Regions from separate parts of the Homo sapiens genome. Here region 2 is linked to region 1. Evidence: chromatin contacts called from ENCODE Hi-C or POLR2A ChIA-PET data. All regions are on one chromosome and are shown on one strand. Each heading gives the region's core, a stretch centred on a gene start or an enhancer-like site at or near the end of the contact. The rest is flanking DNA. Distances are from core to core; before and after follow the strand shown.

The links. Hi-C counts contacts between places; a loop is a spot of excess contacts on that map. ChIA-PET counts read pairs that join two places held with the same protein, here RNA polymerase II (POLR2A). Pooled maps may share reads with other maps.
Region 2: a map of HAP-1 shows a loop between it and region 1 (2.7-fold over the local background). The contact joins two enhancer-like sites. A Hi-C loop is called at or near these places in 2 of 168 maps with a recorded cell type or tissue (Caco-2 and HAP-1) and 4 of 50 pooled maps. POLR2A ChIA-PET finds 5 or more read pairs at or near these places in 4 of 52 experiments (H1, PC-9, WTC11 and 1 more).

What each region holds. Positions count from the first base shown.
Region 1 is chr4:24,684,865-24,689,943 of GRCh38, forward strand. No RefSeq gene overlaps it. Among named protein-coding and RNA genes, the nearest start is that of LINC02473, 28 kb to the left of the region's middle. Within about 2 kb of position 2,702, at least 2 of the 41 ENCODE cell types and tissues checked have a DNase peak (open chromatin) inside an H3K27ac peak, as active enhancers do.
Region 2 is chr4:24,555,842-24,560,920 of GRCh38, forward strand. DHX15 (DEAH-box helicase 15) reads right to left here. Exons shown (of 14, transcript NM_001358.3): 4 at 410-569. Among named protein-coding and RNA genes, the nearest start is that of DHX15, 26 kb to the right of the region's middle. Within about 2 kb of position 2,055, at least 2 of the 41 ENCODE cell types and tissues checked have a DNase peak (open chromatin) inside an H3K27ac peak, as active enhancers do.

The DNA.
Region 1 (5,079 bases), core at 1,452-3,951:
ACCATTACACTCCAGCCTGGGCGATAGCTGCAGACTTGTCTCAAAAAAAAAAAAAAAAAGACCTAATGCCCTAAGGCATCCAATGTAGGTAATGAATTAACTTCTCTTCTGTGCATCTGAAATGCTATAAGTTATATATTATTTGTATTTTCAGAGAATTGAGAAAAGAGTCACTCACGTGGTTTTCCATGGAGTTTAATTCTCTTGTGGAACCCCCGTTAGAAAAGCTGACTATACTCGCACAATCTCCATTCTCAAAAGGTTTATGATAATCTAGTTGTGGAAATTGGACAGATGTACACACTTCTCTGCAAGGGAATGTGAAGGGGGAATCTCATATCACTTCACTTCACTTCAGCCTTATGACAAGCCTATAAAGGAGAGCTTTGCAAACATTATCATCATCATTTTACAGAAGAAGAGATTTCAAGGTTAAGTGTTCAAGGTTGCTCAGGTAAGAGGTAGTGGAGCCAGAATTTGAACCCATGTCTGATAAGCTCTTGCTCCTTCCAAGATATCACACTGCAAAATAAGCAAGTTTAACCTACTCTACAATTCTCCTTAAGGCTCCCACAAGGACCAGAGGGCCCAAGACGGTTCCCCATCTTCAAGGTCAAAGATAACACTTTCTTCCTGGAAAGGGAAGTCCTCTCTCCAGCACCTCTGGGATCTTGGTCATCCCTGAGGTGCTCTGTCTTTATGAGAATTTTTCTACCCTGGATCTGTTTATGAGAAAGGGATAACAGTATAATTTAAAAATATATAGGAGTGGATGAGTGAAAAATAAGAGTCATCTTGGATTCTAGCTTTAGGAAAGGGGGACCAATTTATGAAAAGTTTGGGAGATGTGATCAGGAGAGCAAAGAATGGTTAGTTTACAAAGAGAATTAGGTTAACTAACAACCAGCTTCCAAAAGCTTAATTAAGTCTCTCAGCCCTCGAGTGAGTCAAGGAAATAATTGATTTCCACATTGCTGGTGGGGAAAGTGAGGAGGGGGAGGTAATTTGCCTGTGGCCAACAAGGGAAACAGCATTTGTCCTGGGATTAAAATCTAAGATTTTCTGGCTCTTGGTCCTTGGTTTTACCTTTGAATCTGGAATGCTCAAGGCCCAGAAGTGAGAATCCCAAAGCAGGACTCTCAACCGAGATGCTGTATGCAAATAAGGGACCAGATAATTAATGCTTCGCTCTTTAGTAATTTTCTGTCCTTCAAAAAGGTAATGCAAACAATGCGCCCCTGGTGAGTCAAGGCCGTGTGGGTTTATTTTAATAAGCACCGGCACTTTTCCTTATGAGGCGTGGCCATCACCCAGTGCAGTTACCTGTGATACTAGAAAATATTTGGAAATCTCAAAATATAAACAAATGTCTGGAAAAGATCAGAGAGAGAAAAAAATGAAAGAGAGAAAAGAAGAAAAGAAAAAGTAGTAACAGGAGGGGAGGAAAGCATTCTAGAAAAAGAGTAACTACTAATTATTGAATGCTTGCTCTGTGCAAGGAGCTTTTCAAATGTTTCCTCATAAGAATTCCACGAGGTAGGCATTTGATGACTTTAAATGGATGTAAAAACTGAGGCTTAGAGGGGTGAGGCTTTTCCCAAGCTAGGAAGGGGCAGGACCAGCATTTGAGTCCAAGTCTGTTAAGTCAGCCTTAACCACGGCCTGGTACTGCCTTCTGCCTATAGATCTGACCAGAAGAGAGCGGGAAGGAAGGGGTGTTAAAAATGCATCTGCTTACAGGCCAGGCGTGGTGGCTCACGCCTGTAATCCCAGCACTTTGGGAGGTGGGCAGATGGCTTGAGAAGGCTTGGTAGACCAGCCTGGGCAGCATGGTGAGACCCCGTTTCTACAAAAAATACAAGAATTGGCTGGGGGTGGTGGGGCACACCTGCAGTCCCAGCTACTCGGGAGGCTGAGGCAGGAGGACTGCTTGATCCAGGAAGGTCGAGGCTGCAGTGAGCTGAAATCTCACCACTGTACTCCAGCCTGGGCGACAGAGCTAGGCCCTGTCTCAAAAAAAAAAAAGAAAAAAATTATTCATCTGCTTATTCATCTGCTTACTTGTCTGTTTTCCTCTGCTGTGTTGTAATCTCCTTGAGTATCAGAATCAAGATTTAATCCTTTGTCTCCCCAGAGCCTAAAGTAGTTCTTGAAAGGCAACAGACAATAAAAGTTTGATGCATGAACAAGCAAATGAACATCTGCAACGAGCCCAAGGCCAAGGGTCAAATATCTTGCCTTCTCTAACCCTGAAGTCATCTGTCATCTCTCTGGCTCTCAAAATCTAGGGAACTGGTTTGTCTTCCTCCATCCTCCACACACCCAATTCTATGGCCCGGGAAGTAAGTCCAAGGTCTTGTCTGGAACCTCTGGAAATTCCTGGGTTTAGGAACAGCCTTGTGCTCTCATTACCCCCCTTAGCCTCCTGACCCTGGTGTCTGTCCCGCTGTTCCCACTACGCCCATGAATCAAATCCTGACTCTGTCACTTGCCAGTTATGTGACCTTAGGTAAGTCAATTTTGGATTCTGGGATTCAGTTTCATCCTCTGTAAAATAAGTGCCTTGACTTAGATAAGGATGGCAAACCCAAATGCCTACAAGGATCAGGCAAATATTGAAAATGAGCGATGCAGATCGCCTAAGACGATAGGGAGTGGGGAAAACGGAAAAGCAGGCGGGAAAGGGCGCCCCCTGGCAGAGAGAGAAGCTACTACCCATCTTTACCTGTTATTACGTAGGAATGAGCGCTCAGTGTGGTCACATTTCCAGTTTTTTTTTTTTTTGGTAAGATGCGGGAAGTCTGGATTTTTATGTGAAATCTTTCAATTCTTAAATGTTGACACAAAATTTTTCAGAAACGCAGCGTGAGCCAAACTCAACACATCTGTGTGCCGAATTCAGCCCATGGCCTCCAGGATACAGCCTTTAGACCAGATGATGCCTAACATCTTTTCCACCTTTGAAAGGATTTGGCCTGGTGGCAGATCATCCCTTCAATCTGGATGTTTTTGGCTCTCTGGACTATTTTTGCTACAGTTTAAGCAGGGTGGACCAGGGCTTAAGAGTAACTGTGTTTATAAACACCCTGAAGAATTCCATATGGTATGCCGAATGTGAAGTTGGCTTAATTTGAAAAGATTAAATGTACTCAGGCAATTGCAGAGTTGTCTGTTTTGCAAATCAATGCAATTTGTCGGTACAGGCCGGGAAGGAATGAGCTTTGGGAAGCGCAGCTGGTGTGACCAACAAGCCCAGTGGTAGTATCATAACAGGAAAGCCAGTGTGGCAGCAGCTCCCTTCTCCAACACTCACATCTCCTCTTTGCATGCACTACACACACACACACACACACACACACACACACACACCCTTGCCTCTTCCCTGATGGCTGATTCAGTTTACTGTTTTTAAATTTGAACCATATCCAAATAAAAAAGGGTTCCTTTACACATATCCACGGACAATGTGGAGAATGCTTAGCAATCGGGGACCAGGTGTCTCACCTGATCGCAGCAACTTTGGGTCATGGAGAAGCCCTCAGTGAGGTACCCGAAAGCTGGATACACAGACCTTCCTATAGTATTAACTAATTGTGGGAGCTTGGACAATTATTTCCCCTCTTCAAGCCTTGGGTTCTTATCTGTGAAATAATGGGAATGAACTTGGATGTCTTAGGTCCCCTCTAGCACTGACAATCTTCATGATCTTTCATTCCCCACGAGGCAGGCAAGGGGAACCACTCTTGTTCTCTCCCTTAACATTGTTTTTGCTACAGACCATGGATAGCAACTCACTGGTCTAGTGTCTAGGCATGTCGATGACCATGGATTTCTATGGACACCACCTTGAGCAGCTGGAAGAGATTCTGGTCTAACCTGTCATGTGAACGTAAGGTGGACCTTGAGGCATCTATAGATCCCATGTAATCCTGGCACAGAGGGTCCCTTGCCTTTCTCCCCTCTGCCATTTCTGGTACAGTTCAACAGTGCACAAGGGGGTCACATAATCAGGTTCCTTGATCAACACGTCTCAACCTGTAAGGAAACCACAAAGCACAAAGGAGAAAAAGAAGAGGAAAATTGTATGGAAATCAGAATTTGGACACGAATAACAGAAAAGCAACTCAAACCAGCTTAATCTTAAATAAGGGGATACTTTAATGTCACGAGAAGCCCAGAGTTATTCCAGCAGCTCTAGAAATGGTCAACAGCTTATTGATGTCTTCAAAGACCCGTATCCCTTCTGTTTCTCTACTTCGTTATAGGCCAATTCTCCTCCTTGTAATGAAATTGCTGCCACTGTTCCAGGCATCATGTCTTTGCACACTTTTCTTTCATGTGTACCTTTTTTTCCAGTGTGCTAATTTTCCAGTAAGCCCCTCAAAAGACCTCCTTAATGGCCAGAAATGAGTCACACGCTCATGCCTAAAACAATCATTAGCAAAAGAATGTAATTACTTTGGTTGGTTTAGAGCCAAACAATGCAGATTCATGCTAGAGAAGGGAAAGGCTCTGCCTCCCCCATGAGGTGCAGGAAACCTTGTATCTGAGCAAAATTAGGATTCTGAGTTCCAGGAAGAAAGGCAGGAAACACAGCTGTCAGGAAGACCACTAACTGTGGCTCTCCACCATCCCTCCACTCCCACTGTAAGATTGGTGAGGAAGGAAGGAAGGAGAGAAAGGGTAGAGGAAAAAGGGGGGAAGGAGAAAAGCAGAGAGGAAGAGAAGGTGGAATTGCAGCTTTGGAATCAAACAGACTTTGGTTTCAATCCTAGCTTGGTTGTTTTCTAGCTGCCTGTTCTTGGCTTATCCCTGAGCTTGTCTAAGCTTGGGTTTCCTCACTTACAAAATGGAGAGAACATGGGCTTTTCGTGAGGTTACATGAGAAGATGAATGTAAGGAGCCAAGCACAGTGTTTGTCACAAAATAATGTTCAGTGAATATTAGCAAGAAGAGAAACAGAAGTGGGACAGGAAGAAGACTTTATGCAGAGCTTTACAGTTTATAAGATGCTGTCACAAACATCGCCTCTTCGATTTGACAACATACCAGGAAGGCAGGCAAATGAGGCATCTTTAT
Region 2 (5,079 bases), core at 805-3,304, 130 kb before region 1:
TGTGTATAGTTATTTCCACTCTCCAGCATTATAAGTTACAATGGGTGTTTGTGATGAGACAAGGACATGGATCTGAGGGAGAAAGATTTGATCCTTAAGTAAAATAAGCCTCTGTACTTAATGAAGGGTACAGTGAGTAGCACAGTTACACATATATGTTATTAGATTATAAAAGAACTAGGTGGGTTACAAATTGAGAAGATTGGGCTTAAAAATGCATTACTATAAAGGGGGAGAAATAAAGTCTAAAATGAAAGCACAGCAAAGCAGAAACAAAACAAGAAGGTACTTACTAGTTCCTTCTTTTACAGGTGATTTCTTACAGTTGGTTATTGATCAGTATGTATTCCCCATTTTTATGCCCACATACACACATATATAGTTAAATGGAGAGAAGAAATTACTTCACCTTTAAATCTGATCTCTGTCTTACAACTTCCTTCAGAACACCCATTAGAATATCTGTAGCCAGTGTCCTCTCATGAGCCTCATCAAGAATTATTACACCATAACGCTCCAGGAGGGGATCATTCATAGCTTCACGAAGTAACATCCCATCAGTCATATACCTATATTCCAAAGAACATGTTGGTTAAAGGTTCCGTTAGGTCATTTTAAAACCAAACTTCGTGACAAAAATGAAATGCAAAGACATAAGGTAAATTAAAAATAAACTTCTGCCCCAAACAAATGTGCTACTGTTTCATGATCAATTGCAAAATTAAGTTTCAAGAAAATCTTTTAAGAGTATACAATGAAACAAGATATGCTTCATCAATTCTTGAAAAATGTAATACTGAAATGTACTGGGAAGACATGATATGACCAATTATGGAACATAATGATCACATGGTTTCACATGAATGCCAAGGCAAAATTCGTCATTTTCAATTTCTTAAACCTTTTAAAAACATACAAATATTCAACACGCAAAATCTAATAAACCATTTTAAGTTGCTTCATGTCACACCACTAAAATGTTACCACATGCAAATAAACATTTTTTGTTAAGCCTTAACAATTCCTTACTTAATAAGCTAACAACAGGCTCTTGGTTCAAAAGGGCTGAAAGCGTGAGTCCTCCCACCCCAAAGAAATAATCTTAAAGCACAAAAGGAATTCAATAATAAAAGAAGTGGGACTGAGGGGCAGCATCAACACTAAACAAATGCTGATACATAAATGGAAGATAAAAACAAATGACGTCAGATTGATCAATGAACCAAAAAGGGAAACCAGGCTTAGTTAGGGATGGCTCAAGTGAAGGCTGCTAATATGGACTCCAGTTATCACAAGACAGGCGCCACGTAAGAATGAAGGCAATGAGATCAAGGGTCAAGATTGTATAACTTTGCAGGGGTCAGCTATCTCCTGTCCATTCCACACTGGTTACTGATGTCACTATGAAAAACAACTATCTTCCTTTTGGCACCTGGACAAAACACAGGATGCCTTTAGATGCTTAAGTCACAGCTCATCCAGTTAGATAAAAACCCATTATTTTATTTACGGATTTAAAAGTGGTATTAAAAAATCTGAAGCCATCATTTATGAATTCACCATTTTGGCTCTTTTTATGATTAGTCTAACCTAATCTTTCATGGACCAACTGGATATTTTTAGCTCATGCCATCTGCTGGAGCATTAAGTTCAGCAAATTGATAGTGTACAACAAAAAGAAGTGAATTCTCTTTATTTCACCTAAACTTAATTCTAAATTTCATAAACTATTGGCAAACAAATCCATCTTAACTCATTTATATGCTTTATGCTTCTTGTCCTTGGTCATATTTTTAAAAATAAACTACCACATTCCTGGGAGGGACAAACAGCATTAGCTATAAGGTTATTTTATGTAAGACCAGGAAAGAAAAAACACTGCCAATTAAATTATGACTCAGTGCCTTAAAGACAGTAAAGCATAGTGCAAGAATCAGCAACACTATAGCCCTTAGCTGCTTTGAAATTTCTTTGATCTGAGGACGTTTGGTAATTTTTCCTGTCTTCCGATATATCACAGACACGAGAGAGGCAATACTCTTGTACATGATCTCAGTAGCAGAACATAACATACAGCTTCCTCTATTTGTGAGTTACCTCTCTTAGCTTCAATAGAGCGGTCTGTTGATTTGCAAGGCAAAAAAAAAAAAAAAGGATTGGTTACTCTTCCAACATTTGCTCAAATACTAGCATATTTACACCCTATTGCTCCATTTCCCAGCCTCTTGATACTCAGTGCTCATTTCAACATGGAATCATAGTGTAATATTTAATATTTCTGAAGGCATTTAAATTAGCAAATACTCTCAGTATATACAGACCCAACAATTCACATTATTTGAGGTGAAAATATGTACAGCTAGATCGAGTTCAAGCATTCACAGGCAATAATAACCAAACTGCCACCAACTACAAGACCTCAGTAGATTGTGAGACACATTGTAACTTCAGACAATAAAAACTTGAGAAAAAAGTCACAGAAATGATAAAATATGACTTTAAGTTGAAAACTTCTTAAAACTAGTTTTAAAAGTCACCTTCTTTATTTTGATCTTTTTTCTCCTCACATTCCTCAAGCTTTAATCAATCACAATATGGAGCAGAGCTAACCAACAGACATTCCTTTTTATTTTTCTAAGGGAAGAAATGTTACAGATGGCAGACTATAAATATTATAAATTAGATTAATGGAAATATTTTATTGTGCTTTATTAACTATGCATATTGCAAGTACTTAGTTAAATGGCCAAAACTTCTATCATCCAGACAATTCCCAATGGTTCCTCAATACTGATCATCACCCAGTGATCCCATTCCATGAGGTGCTGCACTTAATTACTTCTTGCATCACCAGTTAATATGGGATACTGCTGTTTGTACAATGAATAATTTCAAGAAAAATGAAATTTCAAAATTTCAAAGGTCTCAAGGATATAGTCAAATTTACTTCTTTTCCAGTGAAGAAAACGAAAAAAACCGTAGTCAACTTTTCCAGACTCTCAAAACCAGTTACTAAGACTAGGTATCACTGTACTGATTCCCAGTCCTAAGTCTCTCCTACATTAACACACTCTTCACAAAGTCCCAGATAAAGGAACCCATTGTACGTACAAATTTCATAGCAAAAAGCTATTCGAAAGATATGCCCAGGTCCTAACCTCTGGTACCTATCAACGTGACATTACTCAGAAATAGGGTCTTTGCAGAAGTAATTAAGTTATAAATTTCAGACAAGATCGCCCTGAATTTAAGAGTGGGCCCTAAATCCAATGACCAGTATCCTTACAAAATGTAAAGAGAGGGAGATTTGAACACAAAAGGAAAGCCACGTGAAGATGAAGGCAGAGACTGTGGTTACAAAGCTACAAGCCAAGGAATGCTAAGGACTGTTAGCCACCACCAAAAGCTAGGAGAGAATCATGAAAGACTATTGCCACTTAGAGCCTCCAGTTGGAACTAACCTGCCAACATACTGTTTTTGAACTTCTGACCTTCAGAATTGTGAGAGAATGAATTTGTCAATTTTAAGCCACTAAAAAAAAAAAAAAAAAAAAAGAAACAGTACTTGACGATTTGCTATACTGTTAAATGTATGAAACCCTTTGCTTAACAACAAAAAACTAACTTGACACAGAACTCAGGAAAGGCAGAATCAGGCACTGGAGATAAAAACTACAGTCCATTTTCCTTTATGTAAGAGTCAAGTTTTACTAACTTTCTTAGTAGTAATGAAATATTTATCCAGGCTAAGGAATGAGTCACAATAGTAAAATTTTAAGTTTGAAGTTTCAATGATGAATTAATAAAAGTGCCACAGGATAGCCAAACTCCACACTTTACTGGGTGCCTTACTATCTACAGTGTTTTCCAACTGTTTTAGGGCAGAGATGCTCTTAAAAATTTATTAGCATCACCTTGGAACTAGTAAGAACTACAAAACTTGAGTCTCATCTCAGATCTACTTAATCAGAAATTTTGAAGGTGAGGCATAGCAATCTGCTCTAACAAGTTTTCAAGTGATTCTGATGATTGCTAAAGTTTAAGAAACACTAGTCTAAATTAATCAAATTAAACAAGAAGCAGATTACCTAAAGATGTCTAAAGTAGCAAAAACATCCTTGGAGTAAGTAACAGTTCAGCTTTTCAACTGTGACTGCTTAATAAAATATACCAAAAACCCCATGTACTGAACAGTATCAACCTAGCTTAAGTATTTTTTTGCAACAGGCACATGTAGATGGCGTAGTATAACTACAAGCCAACTGCCAACTATGATCTCAGCAAGATGACGACACCTAACACATCACTAATTCTGATTTGAACAAACCATGGTAAAACATTACATCCTGCAAATATATTACTTATTTATATTTTTGTATTTATATATATGTATATATATTTTATGAAACATTCCAAAAAATTACAAACTAAGCCTAAGAAAGGCAAAAAATCATTTTTATAAAATGAAAACCAGAAATCCCTACCTCAAAGCTTATGATCCCTCCCCAGTAAAATTCCAGCTTGGTTAAATGTTTAAAACAAAAACAAAATAGTAAAATACATGGATTAAATTATTTAAACCAACACTGGGCAGGGTATGATGCAAAACCTGGACATCATAAAAGTGGTTAATTCAATACGTGTACAAAATTCAAGTCTCTATGTAGCATGAAGTGTCATAAAGCAAAGAAATGTATGACAAACTGAGCAAAAATTGCAACTTATATCCAAGGTGCTAATTCTGTTATAAGCTCCTACAAATCTATAAGAAAAAGGCCAATCCACTATAGAAATATGGGCAAAGCATATGATGAAACATCTAATTCTATCAATTTTATAATACCGCATATTTGGTCAAATTTAAATTCTCTGAAACTAAGATGCATTTTAAAATAGCACCTTAAAAACAGCTATCAACTAGGTAGAAATCCTGAGAAGATGAAAAAAGCACCAGTCTCAGATTCCAAAAAGAAATACAAATGGCTAATATACAAAAATGTTCAATTTCACAGAAAATAAATGCAAATTAAAACCATAAAGTAATCCCATTTTTCACTTAACAAGATTGACAAAGATAAA